Regions from separate parts of the Homo sapiens genome. Here region 2 is linked to region 1. A link is a loop called in an ENCODE intact Hi-C map of the cell type or tissue named here. Cell type or tissue: B cell. All regions are shown on one strand. Links, peaks and the distances in the headings refer to the core of each region. The heading gives the core; the rest is flanking DNA.

The links. A loop is a pair of places that touch in the nucleus more often than their neighbours do. Peaks named below come from ENCODE experiments on the same cell type or tissue, not always from the same donor. Only the 100,000 strongest peaks of a DNase experiment are listed, where the experiment ranks them.
Region 2: it touches region 1 in a loop (4-fold over the local background); 21 of 110 quality-filtered maps call a loop at or near these places.

The regions. Positions count from the first base shown.
Region 1 is chr19:41,945,841-41,954,840 of GRCh38, reverse strand. No RefSeq gene overlaps it. Among named protein-coding and RNA genes, the nearest start is that of RABAC1, 9.0 kb to the left of the region's middle. In B cell, for the core only: CTCF peaks have their summits at 2,810 and 3,019 (motif pointing right); a DNase peak (open chromatin) is centred at 3,020.
Region 2 is chr19:41,790,124-41,800,857 of GRCh38, reverse strand. It overlaps CEACAM3 (CEA cell adhesion molecule 3), which reads right to left and starts at 4,271. Exons shown (of 7, transcript NM_001815.5): 1 at 4,117-4,271; 2 at 2,910-3,269. The coding sequence starts at 4,180. In B cell, for the core only: CTCF peaks have their summits at 5,478, 5,680 (motif pointing right) and 7,566 (motif pointing left); DNase peaks (open chromatin) are centred at 5,697 and 7,557; H3K27me3 peaks cover 515 bases.

The DNA of each region.
Region 1 (9,000 bases), core at 1-5,000:
TTTTTAATTTTTTTGAGATGGAGTTTCGCTCTTGTTGCCCATGCTGGAGTGCAATGGCGCGATCTCGACTCACTGCAACCTCCACCTCCCGGTTTCAAGTGATTCTCCTGCCTCAGCCTCCCGAGTAGCTGGGATTACAGGCGCCTGCCACCACGCCCGGCTGATTTTTTTGTATTTTTGGTAGAGACAGGGTTTCACTGTGTTGCCCAGGCTGGTCTCGAACTCCTGACCTCAGGTGATCCACCTGTCTTGGCCTCCCAAAGTGCTAGGATTACATGTGTGAGCCACCGTGCCCCGCCAATTACTTTAGATAGGGGTGGTCTGGGAGGGCTCTCTGAGGAGACACAAGAAGTGGGTGGAGTTTCCCAAGGAGAGGGACAGCGAGTGCCAAGGCCTCAGGGATGCAGCCTCTCCAACCTCGTGTCTCCTCAGCAGAACTCACCCACTCATCCTTGATGCAGCAGGTGCTCACCCAGAGCCCACTGATGCCCACTGTTCTGGAATTCTCCTGTCAGATATGGTGGCCAGCCATATGCGGCTGCCTCAAACATGGCTGGTCCAAACTGAGACATGCTATGAGTGTGAAATGCACACCAGACTTCGAAGATTTAGTATGAAAATGGAGTAAAATATCTCAATAATTTTTATAGGCTGGGCATGGTGGCTCACACCTGTAATCCCAGCACTATTGGGAGGCTGAGGCAGGCAGATCACTTGAGGCCAGGAGTTTTAGACCAGCCTGGCCAATATGGTGAAACCCTGTGTCTACTAAAAGTACAAAAATTGGCCTGGCGCGGTGGCTTACGCCTGTAATCCCAGCACTTTGGGAGGCCGAGGCAGGTGGATCACGAGGTCAGGAGTTCAAGACCAGCCTGGCCAAGATGGTGAGACCCCGTCTCTACTAAAAATACAAAAAAATTGGCCGGGCATGGTGGCGGTGCACTGTAATCCCAGCTACTTGGGAGGCTGAGGCAGAGAATTGCTTGAACCCAGGGGGCGGAGGTTGCAGTGAGCCAAGATCGCACCACTGCACCCCAGCCTAGGCAACAGAGCAGGACTCCATCTCAAAAAAAAAAAAAAAAAAATTGGCATGGTGGCACATGCCTATAATCCCAGCTACTTGGGAGGTTAAGGCAGGAGAATTGTTTGAACCTGGGACACAGAGGTTGCAGTGAGCCAAGATTGTGCCACTGCACTCCAGCCTGGGTAACAGAGAAAGACTCTGTCTCAAAAATAATAATAATTTTTATGTTGATTATGTGTGTTGGAAGGATAATTTATTGATATAGTGGATTAAATTATTATTCATTTCACCTTTTGTTTTTTACTTTTAAAAACACGATTAAGAGGCCGGGCGCAGTGGCTCACGCCTGTAATCCCAGCGCTTTGGGAGGCTGAGGTGGGCGGATCACGAGGTCAGGAGATCGAGACCACCCTGGCTAACATGGTGAAACCCCGTCTCTACTAAAAATACAAAAAAATTAGCCAGGCGTGGTGGCAGGCGCCTGTAGTCCCAGCTACTCAGCGGGAGGATGGCGTGAACCTGGGAGGCGGAGCTTGCAGTGAGCCAATATCGCGCCACTGCACTCCAGCCTGGGTGACAGAGCGAGACTCGATCTCAAAAAAAAAAAAAAAGAAAAAAAACATGATTAAGGCTGGGCACCATGGCTCATGCCTGTATAATCCTAACACCTTGGGAAACCAAGGTGGGAGGATTGCATGAGCCCAAGAGTTTGAGACCAGCCTGGATAACACAACAAGACCCCCATCTCTGCAAAAAAGTTAAACAGTTATTTGGGCATGGTAGTGTGGGCCTGTAGTCCCAGCTACTTGGGAGGCTGAGGTGGGAGGATAACTTGAGTCCAGGAGTTCAATGCTACAGTGAGCCATGACTGCCACTGCACTCAGCCTGGGCAACACAGAGATACCCCATCTCTTTAAAAACAAACAAACAAGAGTTGCTGGGTGTGGTGGCTCATGCCTATAATCCCAGCACTTTGGGAAGCCAAGGTGGGTGGACTGCATGAGCTCAGAACTTCGAGACCAGCCTGGGCAACATGGCAACACCCTGTCTCTACAAAAAATACAAAAATTAGCCAGGTGTGGTGGCGCATGCCTGTGGTCCCAGCTACTTGGGAGGCAGAGGTGGGAGGATTGCTTGAGCCCAGTAGGTCAAGGCTGCAGTGGGCCGAGATTGCATCACCGCTGCACTCCAGCCTGGGTGACAGAGTGAGACCCTGTCTCAAAAAGAAGGCGGGGGCGGGGGGTGTGCGGATTAAATAGAAAATTGCAAGTTAGCCCGGGCATGATGGCTCATGCCTGTAATCCTAGCACTTTGGGAGGCTGAGGTGAGTGGATCACCTGAGGTCAGGAGTTCGAGATCAGCCTAGTCAACATGGCGAAACCCTGTCTCTACTAAAAATACAAAAATTAGCCCAGCATGGTGGTGCATACCTGTAATCCCAGCTACTCGGGAGGCTGAGGCAGGAGAATCGCTTGAACCTGGGGGGCGGAGGTTGCAGTGATCCAAGGTCGCGCCACTGCACTGCAATCTGGGCAACAGAGGGAGGCTCCCTCTAAAAAAAAAAAAAAGAAAGAGGAAAGGAAAGGAGAGGAAGGGGAAAAGGGAAGGGAAAAATAAAAGGAAAAGAGGGGAGGAGAGGGGAAGGGGAGGGGAGGGGAAGGGGAGGGGAGGGGAACGGGGACAGGGGAGGGGCGGGGCGGGGCAGAGAGGGTTATCCCTCTGAGGTTGTGTGGCGGATGGGCTGGAGGGAGTGAGACGAGGGACGATGATCCTAGCTGGGGAAGATGGGGCAGGGAAGTGGGGTGGAGAGGCGAGACAGGGAAGAGAGATTCAGGAGGTTGAAGGACAGGTCTTGGTGGCTGACTTGCGTGGGAGGTGAGTGGAAGGAAGCAGGAAGACCCCCAGGCTTCAGGCTTCCCAAAAGATGGGAAGACCAGGGGGAGCCTGGGTGTCTTGACGCCACACAGGAGTGCACTTCCAGAATCTGCCACCAGAGGGCAGACAAGTGCTTCCGCCAGGGAGGCAGTTAGAGATGGACTCATCCTGGGGCACCAGGCAGGGTGGGGACCCGGGGTGCCCCCGGCCAAGTCAGGTCACCTGGGCCTACTCAGAGGCCAGGGTTCCAATCCCAATTTTGGAGTAGCAGAGGGTGTTTGTTGACCTCAATGCCAGTATTCCCCAGGGGAGACTGAGTGTCCGTGCCCATGTTGGTGAGTGGACGCTAGGTCCAGTCTACATCGCTGGGTTTGCAGTGAATATGATCGAGGTGCTTTGCTTGGAGGCTACTGATGCCAAAGACCCAAGCACTCAGTTCTGAGATCACTGAGGCAGCAGGCTAGAGCTGCGGGTCAGGGGGAGGTTGGTACTCAGGCCAAAGGCCTATTCTGAAGGCAACTGGCTACAGGTCTCAAATTCTGGTGTTGAGTTATTGAGATGCTGAGACCAGAAGCTTCCATCTGGGGTGATCAAGACTAGGGTCCCAGGGCCGGAGGTGGTGGTTCATGCCTGTAATTCCAGCACTTTGGAAGGCCAAGACGCTTGAGCCCAGGAGTTCAAGATCAGCCTGGGCAACATAGTAAGACTCCATCAAAAATATGAAAACCTGCCAGATGCGGTGGCTCATGCCTGTAATCCCAGCAAGTTGGGAGGTTGAGGCAGGCGGATCACGAGGTTAGGAGTTTGAGACCAGCCTGGCCAACATGGTGAAACCCATCTCTACTTAAAAAAAAAAAAAAAAAATATTATCCAGGTGTGGTGGTGCACGCTTGTAATCCCAGCTACTTGGGAGGCTGAGGCAGGAGAATGGCTTGAACCCAGGAGGTGGAGGTTGCAGTGATCCGAGTTCGCGCCATTGCACTCCAGCCTGGGCGAAAGAGCAAGACTCTGTCTCGAGAAAAAATAAATAAATAAATAAAAATAAAAACAAAACTACAGTACCATTTCTCTGTCTCTCCTGAACAACCTTGAGATTCGAGGTTTGGTTTGGGGTAGGAGAAATTGGAGGGCTTGCTGTCTCATCAAGGGGACAGAGACCAAAGGTCTTGTCTATTTTGGTGACAGTCTGGGATCCAGCTGGCTGGTTGGAAGTGACAGATTGGGAATCTGGTGGTCTTGTTTGGTGATATAGCCTGGGATCCAGTTTCTGATTTGGGGTAATGGTAATTGGAGATCTGTTTGGGAGGCCAGGAGTTTGAAAGCAGCTTGGGTCAAAAAATGAGGTCCCGTCTCTACAAAAAAAAAAAGAAAAAAGAAAAAATTAGCTGGGTATGGTGGTGCATGCCTGTGGTTCCAGCTGCTTGGGAGGCTGAGACAGGAGGATCACTTGAATCCAAGAGTTTGATGCTGCAGTGAGCTAGGATCATACGCTGCGCTCCAGCCTGGGAGACCCTGTCTTTAAAAAAGAAAATGGGTTCAGTTCTCAATTTTTTTTTTTTTTTTTTTGAAACAGAGTCTCACTCTGTCGCCCAGGCTGGAGTGCAGTAGCGCGATCTCCGCTCACTGCAACCTCCACCTCCTGGTTTCATGCTGTTCTCCTGCCTCAGCCCCCCGAGTAGCTGGGACTACAGGCGCCCACCACCACGCCCGGCTAATTTTTTTTATTTTTAGTAGAGACGGGGTTTCACCGTGTTAGCCAGGATGGTCTCGATCTCCTGACCTCATGATCTGCCCGCCTCGGCCTCCCAAAGTGCTGGGATTACAGGTGTGAGCCACCACGCCCAGCCCAGTTCTCTTTAAGTGACAGATTAGGGACTTGCATCTGGTTGGTGTGACAGGAACCAGTTGTTGGAGGTGGCAGAGACTAATGTTCTTGTCTAGGTTGGGGTGATGGGGGCTGAGATTCTAAGGTCTGTTTTGGGGTGATAGACTGGGTTCTGATTGTCTAGTTTCTCGTGGCGAAGACTGGGACTTCTGGCACCTCCTTAGGGGTATTGGATGTAGAGTCTTGGCTCTTTTGAGGTGACACTGGGTTGAGACTGAAATTTAAGGTTTGGGGTACCAGACTGAGGGTTTGATGACCAGTTTAGAGCAACAGTAACTGGGGATCTGGTGAACTCCACTGTGGTATCTGATACTGGAGGTCTGGTTATCTCACTTTGGTGCCAGAGGCTACCAGTCCAATTATCTGGGTGGGGTTACAGAGGCCACAAGACTGGCCAACTAATTTTGGCTAAAGACCAAAGCCCTGGGGGTCAGGGCCTTGGCTTGGGGTGGAAGACCTGGGGTGACCAGTTGGGGGGATCAGCGCCTTGGCTTGGGGTGGAAGACCTGGGGTGACCAGTTGGGGGGATCAGGGCCTTGGCTTGGGGTGGAAGACCTGGGGTGACCAGTTGGCTAGTTTGAGGCTGCAGCCATTATAGGTCTGGTTGCCTAGTTGGGGTAACAGACTGGGATCTGGTTGGATAGTATGGGATGCTGGAGATCGGGGTTCCAGATGTCCAGTTTGGGACAACAGAAGTGGGGGTTAGCCTGGGAAACAGCAAGACCCTGTCTCAATAAAAAATAAAAATAAATCAACCAGGCCTGGTGGCGCGTGCCTGTAGTCCCGGCTACTTGGGGAAACTGAGGTGGGAGGATTACATGAGCACAGGAGGTCCAGGCTGCAGTGAGTTATGATCGCACCACTGCACTCCAGCCTGGGTGAAAGAATGAGACTCTTGTCTTGAAAAAAAAAAAAAAAAAAGAAACAGAAGTGGGGGTTTCTTTGCCTAGATTGGGGTGGCAGAATCAGGGGGTTCTGGTTTCTAATTTTGTGGGATAAAGACTGGGATCCCAGGACCTAGCCTGGGGCACAGAGACTGGGAAGTTGAATTTGGGGTGACAGGGGCTAGGAGGTTAGCTGCCTAGTTTGTAATGACAGATATTAGGGATCAGTTGTCCAGGGTGAGATGAAATGATAGGGGTTCCAGGGTCTAGTTTAGGGTGACATAGAATGGAAGTTAGCTTGTCTCATTTGGCATGAGTGGGACCAGGGGTCTGGCCGTCTAGTTTAGGAGACACACTGGATGGAGTCTGGTCGAGCAGATGAAGATGAATGGGACTGTGGGCCCAGGTCTCTAGTCTGAGGTCACATTTTATGCAACGTGTTGCTCAACGTGGTGTGACAGACCCTAGAAGCCTAGAAGTACAATTGTCCCGTTTGGGGTGGCAGTGTCTGGGGGTTGGTTGTCTAGGGCTGTGAGACAGAGACTGGGTCCCAGGGTGATGTATTCAGGGTAACAGAGATGGAGCATTTGGTTTTATAGTTTTGTGGGGAGAAAACAGAGACCAGGGAACATGTGACCTCATAGACTCTGGAGGTCCAGTTGCCTAGTTTTGTGGGACAGAGGTTAGGATCCCTGGGTATATTTGGGGTGACAGAGACTGGGGTCTGGTTGTCTAGTGTTGAGTGACAGAAACTGGGGGTGCCAAGCAGTATTTGGGGCAAAGAAACTAGGGCTAGGTTGTCTAGTTTTACAGGACAGAGATGGGTCCCAGAGTATATATGGGTGACAGAGACTGGGTATCTGGTTGTCTGCTTTTGGGAAACGGACTGGGGCCCCTGCATGTATTTTGGGTAACAGAAATGGGGTCTGGTTGTGTAGGTTGTTATACAGAGATCATTGTCCCAGTACATTTGTGAGGTGACAGACTAGCTTGCTAATTTAATTTAATTTAATTTTTATTTATTTATTTTTTTGAGATGGAGTCTCGTTCTGTCACCAGGCTGGAGTGCAGTGGCACGATCTCGGCTCACTGCAACCTCTGCCTCCTGGGTTCAAGCAATTCTCCTGCCTCAGCTTCCTGAGTAGCTGGGACTACAGGCATGCGCCACCATGCCTGGCTAATTTTTTGTATTTTTAGTAGAGATGGGGTTTCACCATGTTGGCCAGGATGGAGTCAATCTTCTGACCTCATGATCCGCCTGCCTTGGCCTCCCAAAGTGCTGGGATTACAGGTGTGAGCCACCGTGCCTGGCCTTATTTTATTTTTTTAGACAGAGTCTCATTCTATCGCCCAGGCTGGAGTGCAGTGGTGCGATCCTGGGTCACTGCAACCTCCACCTCCTGGGTTCAAGCGATTCTCCTGCCTCAGCTTCTCAAGTAGCTGGAATTACAGGCACCTGCCACAACGCCCGGCTAATTTTGTACTTTTAGCAGAGATGAGGTTTCACCATGTTGATCTGGCTGGTCTAAAACTTCTGACCTCAAGTGACCTGCCCCCCTCGGCCTCCCAAAGTGCTGAGATTACAGGCTTAAGCCACCACACCCGGCCTATTTTATTTCATTTTATTTTTGAGACAGGGTCTTACTCTGTTGCCCAAGCAGGAGTGAGGTAGCGCAATCATGGCTCACTGTGGCCTTGACCTCCCCGGGCTCAAGTCCCACCTAGGCCTCCTGGGACGTGCCACCATGCCCAGCTAATTTATTTTGTTTTGTGTTGTTTTGATAGAGACAGGGTCCCACTATGTTGCCTAGGCTGATCTCGAACTCCTGGGCTCATCCACTTGCCAATTTCTGGTGACAGTTTAGGTCTTGTTGTCTATCTTGATGTGCCAGACATTACTCATCCATGTCATGTTTGGGGTGACAGAGACTACTGGTCTTGCTTTCTAGTTTGGGGTGACAGTGACTGGGGTCCTTTTGTCCAGTTTGAGCTGACAGTGATTGGGGTTCAGTTGTCCATTTGGGGGAGGCAGAGACTGGGATCAGTGGTCTAGTTTGGGGTGATGAGACCAGAAGTCAAGGCCCGGCCTTGGGGTAACAGAGATGGAGATACAGTTTCCCAGTTCTGGGTGGCAGAGACTTCCTAGTTTGGGGGACAGAGACTTGGGGCATAGTTGTGCAGCTGGAGGGATGAGGCTGAGGGGTGCCTGTTTTGACTTGGGGCGGCAGGAGCTGTCATTTCAGTCCTCTAGTCTGGGGCGCAGAGTCTAGGGTGCTGGTCCCTTCTAAACATGGCTGAGCCTGAGAGTGCTGATGCCTGAATGTTCCTGGGACAACTGAGTCAAGGGTTTCCTGTACTCAGGTGTGGGGTCTCTGAGTGAGTGTGGCCAGCGGTGTGGAGCTTTGTGTGAAGGTCACTGAAGCTAGGAGTCTGGGTATTTGGAATGGAGGTGTCAAGAGGTCAGGGCCCCAGGACTCAGGACCCACTTGAGGAGTGCTTCATGTCTATGACATGGAGGGCCAGTGTTTTCAAAGCACCTCCACACCTGTGGGTGGCAGTGATAGAGACCCCTGGGGGAAGATGGAGACTGAGGCTCTAATGCCTGGCCTAGGGGTCGCTGTGGCTGGGGCACAGGTAACCTTGGGATTTCTGGCCCTGGAGACCCAGCTGCCCTTTACTGGACACAAGAGGATCCTGTGGGTCTAAAGCCTAGTCTGGACCGGGTGCAGTGGCTCACGCTTGTAATCCCAGCACTTTGGGAGGCTGAGGCAGGTAGATCGCCTGAGGTCAAGAGTTTAAGACCAGCCTGGCCAACATGGTGAAACCCCATCTCTACTAAAGATACAAAAATTAGCTGGGGTGTGGTGTGCGCCTATAATCCCAGCTACTTGGGAGGCTGAGGCAGGAGATTCGCTTGAACCTGGGAGGTGGAGGTTGCAGTGAACCAACATTGCGCCACTTGCTCTGGGCAACAGAGCGAGACTCCATCTCCAAAAAAAATAAAATAAAATAAATAAAAATAAACTAGCTGGGCTGTAGTCCCAGCTAGTCCCGCCAAGGTGGGAGGATCCCTTGAGGGCAGGAGTTCAAGAGTAGCCTGGGCAACATAGTGAGACCCCATCTCTACAACAAAAAACAAAAAAATTAGCTGGGCACAGTGGCAACTGCCTGCAGTCCCAGCTATTCAGGAGGCTGAGGGAGGACCTCTTGAGCCCAGGAGTTTGAGGCTGCAGCGAGCCATGATTGCACCATGATTGCACTCCAGCCTGGGTGACAGAGCAAGACCCTATCTCAAAAAAAAAAAACCCTAGTTTGGGGGCAAATGGTTGGTT
Region 2 (10,734 bases), core at 3,160-8,159, 160 kb after region 1:
GAGACTGGTAGTGGCCCCGAATGTCTGACTGCGCTGTTATTTATTGGATACAAAGCAAAAGGGGGAGGGTAAAGAGTGTGAGTCATCTCCAATGATAGGTAAGGTCACGTGGGTCATGTGTCCACTGGACAGGGGGCCCTTCCCTGCCTGGCAGATGAGGCAGAGAGAGAGAGGAGACAAAGAGAAAGACAGCTTATGCCATTATTTCTGCATATCAGAGACTTTTAGTACTTTCACTAATTTACTACTGCTATCTAGAAGGCAGAGCCAGGCGTACAGGATGGAACGTGAAGGCGGACTAGGAGCGTGACCACTGAAGCACAGCATCATAGGGAGACGGTTAGGCCTCCGGATAACTGCGAGTGGACCTGACTGGTGTCTGGCCCTCCACAAGAGGTGGAGGAGCAAAGTCTTCTCTAAACTCTCCCGGGGAAAGGGAGACTCCCTTTCCCGGTCTGCCAAGTAGCGGGTGTTTTCCCTTGACACTTACGCTACCGCTAGACCTCGGTCTGCCTGGCAACGGGCGTCTTCCCAGGCGCTAGTGTCACCGCTAGACCAAGGAGCCCTTCTGGTGGCCCTGTCTGGGCATAACAGAAGGCTCGCACTCTTGTCTTCTGGTCACTTCTCACTATGTCTCCCCAGCTCCTATCTCTGTATGGCCTGGCTTTTCCTAGGTTGTGATTATAGAGCGAGGATTATTATAATACTGGAATAAAGAGTAATTGCTACCAACTAATGATTAATGATATTCACATATAATCATATCTAAGATCTATATCTGGTATAACTTTTCTTGTTTTATATTTTATTATACTGGAACAGCTCGTGTCCTTGGTCTCTTGCCTCGGCGCCTGGGTGACCTGCCGCCCACAAACCAGGACCAGGGAGACCTGAAAACCTTCCCACAGGTGAGCTGTGCCAGAGTCCCATGAGATGCGGTTCTTGGGGTAGCTTTAGGGGCAGGGGTTAGAGGAATGCAACAAGGATCCCGGCCCCTGGAGGGACAGGAAACAGGTGTGGCCAGAACCTTATAGGATTCTGCATCCAAGATCCGGTCTCTGAAGAGTTTAAGAATTATTCATCATTCATTCCTTCCCTCCTTCGTCAGAGAACTACTGAGTGTGTGTCTCTCACTGGGCCCTGCGCTGGTGCAGGGTGTGAGTGGGGAGTGTTTTATCCTCCTGTGGGAGTGTCACTGACACATCAGGAAACACAGGATTTCAGGTCGAGTGAGGGCAGTGGTGCGCATCTGAGAGGGAGGCCCGGACATTCCTGGCACTGACTCTGTTGACACAAGGGATTTAGTTCTAGGTTAGGCTAATGTGTTAGGCTATTTTTTGTTACTATAAGGAAATGTCTGAGGCTGGGTAATTTATAAAGAAAAGAGATTTAATTGATGCAGGGATCTGCAGGCTATACAGGCATGGCACCAGCGTCTGCTCGGCTTCTGGTGAGACCCAGCAAGCTTACAATCATGGTGGAAGGAGAAGGGGGAGCAGGTGGTGTCATGTGGCAAAAGCAGGAGCAAGAGAGAGTGTGGAGGCGCCACACACTTTTAAAGAACCAGATCTCCTGTGCACTCAAAGTGAGAACTGACTTGTCACCAAGGGGATGGTGCTGAGCCACTCATGAGAAACAGCCCCCCATGATCCAATCGCCTCCCACCAGGCCTCACCTCCAATGTTGGGGATCACATTTCAACATGAGATTTGGAGAGGATAAACATCCAAACTATATCAGGAAAAATTGATTAATTTTCCATTTGCCCCTTACTCTCCAGACCAAAATCTCCCCCTCTGAGATGTGGATGCCCAAGAAAAAGGAAAGAGAACTTAGGACTGGTCTCAGGCCTGCAGATGTCTAATAATAACGCCAGCCGTCCCCTGGTGGAGAAGAGGCAGCTGTGGCTGCAGAGAGACCTCGTGTGACTCTAATCTGACACCTTTGACTTGTGTGACCCTAGTCGGTGACTGTCTCCCTGTTCCTCAATTTTTTTTTTCAATAAGTAGGATAAGTGCTATTTGGCTGTGACGTTGTTTGTGAATTAATCTCAAAATATTTACAATTACTTGACCTCAGCTGTGTATAGAGGAGCTGCCCAAAGGAACAGCATCTATGCTTATTTGCCTCCAAAAGAGAGGTCCCTGAGTCTGATCCCTTGTGGAAAAGGAGCTGCTGGGAGCATCTTCTCTCTTCTTTTTCCTCCCCCTGGGGATACTGAACTTCCCATGGAGTCATCTAAGTTCCCCTGGGCAGTGGGCTCATGCCCTAGTAATCTTGTCCATCTGTTCACTCCATGCTGAGTCTCAGGTAAAGGATGAGGCCCTGTCCTTGCCCAGGAGAGGTTCTTGGGGCTGGACCCTGGCTGGTGACCAACTCCAGGAGCCACGACCCTCAGACAGCTGGTAAATTCTTGCTCCCAGTCAGCCCTGCCCAGGAGGCCTCACTCAGCCCTGGCACAGGATCCCTAGGGTCCCCAGGGTCACCTGGAGTCAGGAATCTGGGACAGGGATTTGCACAGGGGCTCAGTTCTGGGAAGAGTTGAGCTTCTCTCTGAGAATCCTAGGGGGACCCCTCAGGCCAGGCCCTGATCCAGTTCTCCAGGGTCTTTCTTAGGGTCAGGTCCATGGGGAGACCATGGGGTTCTTTTCTGACACTGACCTTGCCCTGCTGAGTCCCCCCATCAGACTGTCCTTCCTCTGCAGCGAGTGTCTGCAGGGTCTGGATGCAGGAAAGGAATTCTGATCTGTGGAAGTTTGTCTCCCCCGTGTGTGTCCTGCACTAAATGTCCAAACCCTGATACAGAATGTAATGCAGAGAGGGCCACAGGCACAGCCCAGGCCTGACAATCCCATATGTGGGAAGTAGAACTGACCCCCAACACCCAGAGGTCATGTGGAAATACTCACGGTATACATGGAACTGTCCAGTTGCTTCTTCATTCACAAGATCTGACTTTATGACTTGTAGGGTGTAGAATCCTATGTCATTCTGGGTGACATTCTGGATCAGCAGGGATGCATTGGTGTATATTGTCTCTCGACCGCTGTATGCGGCCCCTGGGGTAGCTTGTTGAGTTCCTATTACATATCCTACAATTAGACTGTTGCCATCCACTCTTTCCCCTTTGTACCAGCTGTAGCCAAAAAGATGCTGGGGCAGATTGTGGACAAGTAGAAGCACCTCCTTCCCCTCTGCGACACTGAGCGGCATGGATTCAATAGTGAGCTTGGCAGTGGTGGGCGGGTTCCAGAAGTTTAGAAGTGAGGCTAGGAGGGAGAAAGCATCAGTCAATATTGGGACCCATGTATTGGGATGGAAAGATGGGGCCCTGGGTCCTGAGAGAGTCTCTTCACCCTTCAGCCTTGGAGAGTGTATGTGTGTCCCACTTGGTCAAGGTCAGTAACGTGACCTTTCTTTCTTCAGCACCTCTAACCTTGGCATTTTCCTGTGTGGAATCCCCTTCCCCAGGGGTCTGCATGGCTCCCTCCCCACTGCCCTCAGATCCTGCTCACATCAGGGCATCCTTGGGAGATCCCTCCCCTGACACCTCCTCTAGAGACCCTGGGTCTTCCCTTTCTGACCTTTTTCTGCTCTGTTCCCTCCAGGGCTCTTGTCAACACCTGAACTCACATTCTAGATCTCTTTGGGTGTCTATCTTCATCTCTGCAAGAGTGTAAGCTCTTTGAACACAGAGACTTGTCTGATATTTGTTGTACGCCAGTGCCTAAAATTTGATTGCAAATACTGGTGGATGAGTTAAGGAGTGGTGGTTATTTTGCAACTTGTGGTTGGTGGTCAAAGACAGGTTTTAGTGCCCTGGTTATATTTTTATTTAAAGTATCACCCTGATGTAATTCTTATTCTTATCATTTTCTAATTGTAGTGGCCAGTAATGATTAACTTGGAAAACATGATCAATGGATTTTCCTCCCTCTTATCAATCCCAGTTCAATGTGATTGTCTTGTTGTGACCCGTGTCCCTCTCTGATGTTCTCTCCCCTGAGGCTTCAGCAGAAGCCTTCTGTCCCCTATCAGAGCCCCATCCTCCCCAGGAGACCCCAGCCATTCTCTGTGATCCCTCCTCTTGCCCACTCCCAGGAATCCTCCACTCACCTGTGAGCAGAAGCCCCTGCCAGGGGATGCATTCTCTGTGGGGAGAGGCTGAGGGGGGCCCCATGGTCTCTGCTGCCTGCTCTTTCCTCCTCTGTGGAAAAGAGCCTGGGCTCCAGGAATGCTGTAGTCAGGGCTACTGTGACTTAGGCTCTGCTGTCCTTCCTCTTTCCATGCTGAGCCTCCTCCCAGGGCAGGAGCACTTTCCAGGGTCATGGGTGAAGCTCTGCCCAGGTCACCTCTCTGTCCCCTCCCCTCTCAGTTTTGCCTCATTTTCTCTTCTTCCTTTCTCCCTTCTGTCTACATTTGAGTTCCCCAGACCAGGCTCTGAGAAGCAAGGCTTACTTGGATCCCTGTTTCATAACAGGATGACCCTCCCTCCCCAGCGTGGACCTCTGCTCTGCCTTGGCCTTGGGTCTGTCAGCACCATGCAGAGTCCCTGGGGTCCCTGAACCTGGTGTTATTTTCTCTGTGACGGAGAAACTCCTTTGTGTGTGCAGGGTCTTCTTACTGTTCTCACATGTCTGGGAAGGTTGGATTTACTCCCAGCAAGGAGGTCACAGAGATGTCTGGGGTCCTACAAATGGATATATCTAGGGCTAAAGCCCGGATCTAAGATTCTGAGCTGTTCTTTCTGCAGCATTATGTGACTCTAATTTCCTGGGAGTAACTGAGAATGAGGCTTCACAGTGCTGTAGCTTTATGTCATCCAGACACCAGACATTTCTAGGCTGACTTTATGATTTTCTCTCTAGCTTGTACCACCTTTATTATTATATATTTCATCCTTTTTTCTAAATAAATTTAGTTTACAAAACATCCTGTCCTAGCAGGGATCGGTGGCTCAGATCTGTGATCCCAGCTACTCGAGAGGCTATGGTGGGAGGATGGCTTGAGGCCAGGAGTTGGAGACAAAACATCCTTGTCTTATGCAATATTGTCCATGAAATTACAGATTTGATGTGTGCTTAAATGTTTTCTCAATGTATATTAAAATAAACGCATAAGTATTAAAGTTTTTAAAAAGCTTACTTACGTTTCGCCTAAAATCAGTTTTTGGAAATGCTGACACAGTGGCATAAACATGAACTTTATGTCCAGATGTACCTGGGGACAGCTAATGGTTCTGTCACTTAACTATGTTGACTTGGACAAGTCACGTGGCTTCTATGATCCTTGATTCCCTGATTTGTAAAAGGAGGATGGTAAAATCCTCCTTGCAGAGTTGTTGGGAATAAGTGAGCTGCTGTGGGAGCCCCGTGCCCAGGCGGGTGTTGAGTACATGGTGGTTGTCATCGTGGTTATTGCTGTGGAATTCTGGTTTTCAAAGAGTGTCTACGCCGGAATATTGGGCTTGTGGCTTTCTGCTGATGTGGATGTGTGAAAAAGCTACTTTTGCTTGTTAGAACTTGTGGTGCATCTGTCATTATTTTCATTTCCCAGTTCCACTACCTATTTTCTCTGTGATGTTGGTCAAGTTGCCTAACTTTTCTGTGCCTCATTTACCTAATTTGTGAAATGTGGGTAACAGTACACTAGTGTGGGTGTGTTATTTCCCAGCTCTGACCACTAGAGGGCATAGAAGCACCGGCACCTACTAGCAATGGGCATATGGGCGCCCATGGTCTGTAAACATCATTCTCCCATGAAAGGAACCAGGGTTCCCTGGAGAAATGGCTGATTCCAGGGCTGGGGCAGGAAACCACAAGAGGAGACTGGAGCATCTTGCGGGGCCTGAGAGTAAGGCACAACTTGAAAAATGATGGGGATGTGTGGAAAGTATCACAAATGCCAACTAGAAGAAGCTCCCAATGGCCAATTTGGGGACAATATAGCAACATAATCAATAATAATAGTAATGTAGTCCAACCGATAAATACTTGAGAGTCCATGCTGATATATATATAAATAAGTGAATACATAAATAAATGAGAAAGAAGAACTAGCTCTTTCTTACAGCAGCGTTCCAGTTAATCAGTGTAGAAGCAATGATGGAAGCAGAAAATCACTGGCTAACACCACAGTAAGAATTGTTTATCGGCTACAATTATCTCTGGATTCTAGAAATTAATTGGTAAAAGTATGCTAAGAACAAACTGGCTATTTGCATATTTCCAAAGTACCTGTCCACAAGATACTTATTAATTACAATGAGATGAATAGTAACTTCACAGTAGAGAAACCTGGCAGACACCACCTGAACCAAGCGCTTAAAGTGAACCTCATCGGTAATGAGAGATATAGACATCCTGGGGCTCCGGCTGGGATGTCCTGAGAAAGACACATCGCTTCTGTGCTAATCTTGCCCAAAATGCATAACCTGAAACATCCCAAGGAAACATGAGACAAACCCAAATTGAGGGGCATTCTACAAAACAACTGACCAGACCTCCTCAAAAGCATCAAGGTCCTGAGAGAGGGAAAGAGTGGGAAACTCCCCCAGGTTGGAGGAGGCCTAGGAAATGTGACAGTGTTATTCAGTGTGGGATCCTGGGTTGGACTCTGGAGCAGAAAAAAGACATGACTGGGATGATTAGCAAAATTTTAATATTTCTTTTTTTTTTTTTTGGAGACAGAGTCTCACTCTGTCGCCAAGGCTGGAGTGCAGTGGCTCGATCTGGGCTCACTGCAACCCCCACCTCCTGAGTTCAAGAGATTCTCCTGCTTCAGCCTCCCGAGTAGCTGGGATTACAGGTACCTGCCACCACGCCTGGCTAATTTTTGTATTTTTAGTAGAGACGGGGTTTCATCGTGTTAGCCAGGATGGTCTCGATCTCCTCACCTCGTGATCTACCCTCCTTGGCCTCCCAAAGTACTGGGATTAAAGGCGTGAGCCACCGTGCCCGGCCCCATATTTCTATATTTTAAAATTTTTTGTATCAATGCTAGGTGACTGATTTTGATAATTGCTTTAGAGTTAAGGTTATTTGAAAAAGCTGGATGAAGGATATACTGGAACTCTGACTATTTTTACAATATTTTTGAAAGTCTGAAAAATGAAAAGTAAAAAAATGTAAAATGCATAAGATTTCTGTGAGGATAAAATGAGATAAATGTGAAGTGCTTAGAACAATGCCTGAGACACAGGAGTTCTTAAAACATGTCAGCTATTATTATAAGTAATTTTATGATTAACAAGTAATATTATAAGTAATGAGTCATCTATTATAAATCATATAAAATATGATTTCTTTCATAATATCCTCATATATTCTCATCCATTTCTTTTTTCCCTCTCCCCTGTGAAAAGCATATTGAGCATGTATGTCATGAAAAGATAAAATAAGATTCGATTTTATTTTGAGAATTATTTTGGGGGATGAGGAGGAGTGTCATTTCCTCCAGCTACGAAGTAGCTCAGACTCAGGCCCACATTGCAAAGTTTGCTTGGCTGGGAAACAAAGCTGGAGCCTGGCGGCCACCCACCGACGTGGTTTATGATGGCGCCTCCTGGCGGCGCAGAGAACTTTCCGCAGTTCCTCACCCTCGTGCTTTAGGAGCGACTTAGAAATTCTACACAGTCCATTTATTAAACCCTTTCTAGGTCACGCTGCGGATCATTTAATCTTCACAACAAGATTGTGAGAAGGGATATTTATTCATCTTAAGACGATAAAACAGGGTAAAAAAAAGTGAAGCGACTTGTCAGGGTTGCAAAGGGAGTGACAGAGCTAGGATTTGGATCTAGGTCCCCCTGACTTCCAGGCTGAGTGTAAATGTTCAGGTGAGTCTGAATGTGTGGCCAGGTGGAGAACTATTGGTATAGAGTAGTGGTTGTGGACTGAGGGTGGTTTCCGCCCAGGGGACATTTGGCAATGTTTGGAGACATTTTTGGTTTTCATACCGGGGTGGGGACGGGAGAGAGGGAAGGCTGCTATTGGCATCTAGTGGAAAGAGGCCACGTGGATGCTGCTGAGCGTCTCACAATGCACAGAACAGCCCCCACCGCAAGGAACTGTTCATCCCCAATGTCAATAGAACTGCTATGAAGCCCTTGTCTGACTTAAAAACCTGAGGATGCATTCTTGTGGTGAGCTAATGTTTGCCAAGTGCTGAGCTGGATAGCGTGAGGGATATGGAAACAGTGCACCAGTCTGTGCGGCCAAGGAGTTTGAAATTTAGAAGGGCAGGGGGTGGAGGCAGGAGAGGCATATGAAGGCCTTCAATATAAGGCAGCAGATGATAAGTGCAACAAGACAGTGTCCAGTAGGGCTAAGCAGGCTCTCAGGAGGCAGAGCACTCATCTACGTGTGGGAAGAACTGAGCACTTGTCTGGCCTGTGGAAATGTGGTTTTGAGCTGGGCATGTGAGCAAAGTTGAGCTGATGGGAAAACACAAGCCCCGTTCAGGGAAGGGCAAACAGGCTAGTTTGAGTGGAGAGAAATTTTTAGTGAGTAGAAGGGTTTGCACTGGAAAAAGAGGTTGGGGTTAGAGCTTTGAGTGCAGGCAGAGGACTCCAGCCTGGGTGTCTGTCATAGTAATGGAAAAGTCTTCCCTTTTGGAATAGTGGTCTAGGCCCTAGGGCTATGGGGCTCAGTGGCTTCCAGAGTGCTCTCTCTACAAAGGAGGGGATGTTGGAAATTGGGGTGGAGAAGGGTGAATGTCTCCTGATTTTAGGACCAAATTGATGCTGAGTATGTAAAAAAGCCATTTCACCTCAAAGTGGCCCTTGGAAAGATGATGCTCCCAAGTGGAAATATACATGGGGTGAGCTCTCTCTCTTTCTCTCTCTCTCTGAGATGGAGTCTTGCTCTGTTGCCCAGGCTGAAGTGCAGTGGCGCGCGATCTTGGCTCACTGCAACCTCTGCCTCATGGGTTCAAGCTGTTCTCCTGACTCAGCCTCCCATGTAGCTGGGACTACAGGCATATGCCACCATGCTCGGCTAATTTTTTTGTATTTTTAGTAGAGACGTGGTTTCACCATGTTAATCAGCTAGTCCTGAGTTGCTGACCTCAAATCATCTGCCCGCCTTGGCCTCCCAAAGTGCTGGGATTACAGGTGTGAGCCACTGCACCTGGTGGGGTGAGCTCTCTTCTAGGTGGTTTCTTTGCAAAGGTCTGGGCCACTTTGCTTGTAGTGAAAACTGGAGTAAACTCAAAACCTTTAACCAAAGGTCTGCTTCCCAAAGGGTGCGTTGTTGCAGCAGGGCTTGGTGTGACTAAAGCTTCAAAGTTGGACACTATCTGGTGATAGGATTTTCTTCAGTTTATTACATTACCATTAAATAGCATTAAAATGTGTGCATACTTGGTACACTCTAAAGAATACAAGTGGGCCAGGTGCGGTGGCTCACGCCTGTAATCCCAGCTGGGAGGCCGAGGCAGGTGGATCACAAAGTCAGGAGTTCGAGACCAGCCTGACCAACATGGCGAAACCCCGTCTCTACTAAAAATACAAAAATTAGCTGGGCATGGTGGTGTGCACCTGTAATCCCAGCTACTCAGGAGGCTGAGGCAGGAGAATCGCTTGAACCCGGGAGGCGGAGGTTGTAGTGAGCCAAGATTGCACCACTGTACTCCAGCCTGGGAGACAGAGTGAGACTCCGTCTCAAAAAAAAAAAAAAAAAAAGAATACAAGCAAAGTTTGAGATCTGCCTGAGCAACACAGTGAGACCCCGTCTCTACAGAAAAAAAAAATTAGCCAGGCATGTGGGGTACACTTCTATTTATATATATTTGCGAGACCAAGGCAGGAAGACTGCTTGAGCTCAGGAGTTTGAGGCTGCAGTGAGCTATGATGGCACCACTGTACCCCTGCGTGGGTGATAGACTGAGATCCTGTCTTTACAAAAAGGGAATGAAAGCAAAAATTTCCTTAACTTTAATGAACGTGCAGTTGCCTTTAACATCCTCCCACAACTGCCACCAAGTTTGGCCCTGGGGAAGTGCATTACTTTTCTGGGAAAATCTTGGGGGAGAAGGCAAGGAAGCAAATCTTTCTTGAACCAGTGTGTATATATATATATATTTGCCGGCTGTAGTTGCAGACACTGTCACATACAATATCTCATTTAACCCTCGCGACCATGGAAGTAAGTACAGTTTGCTTCTTTTAGTAAATGAGGAAACTGGCACTGAGAAAGGCTCACTTGCTCCCAATTTCTGTGGCTGAAAGGGCTACATTTTGATGCACGTGTGGCCTGTTTTGCCACATTTTCTCCCCCCAGTTTTCCCTTCACAGACAGTCTTATTTACCTGGATTCAGGCTGCTAGAGACCATGGACATCAGCGTTAGTGGCAGCAACAGAAGGAGGGAAGAGATTAGAATTTATTTATCTATTTTTATTTTATTTTATTTTTTTGAGATGGAGACTCACTCTGTCACCCAGGCTGGAGCGCAGTGGCGTGATCTCGGCTCACTGCAACCTCCGCCTCCTGGGTTCAAGTGATTCTCCTGCCTCAGCCTCCTGAGTAGCTGGGATTACAGGTGCACGCCACCACGCCCGGCTAATGTTTGTATTTTTAGTAGAGATGGGATTTCACCACTTTGGTCAGGCTGGTGTCGAACTCCTGACCTCATAATCTGCCCACCTCAGCCTCCCAAAGTGCTGGGATTACAGGCGTGAACCACCACACCTGGCTGAGATTAGAACTTTAATTGTGACTGTTGGTGCAGCTGTA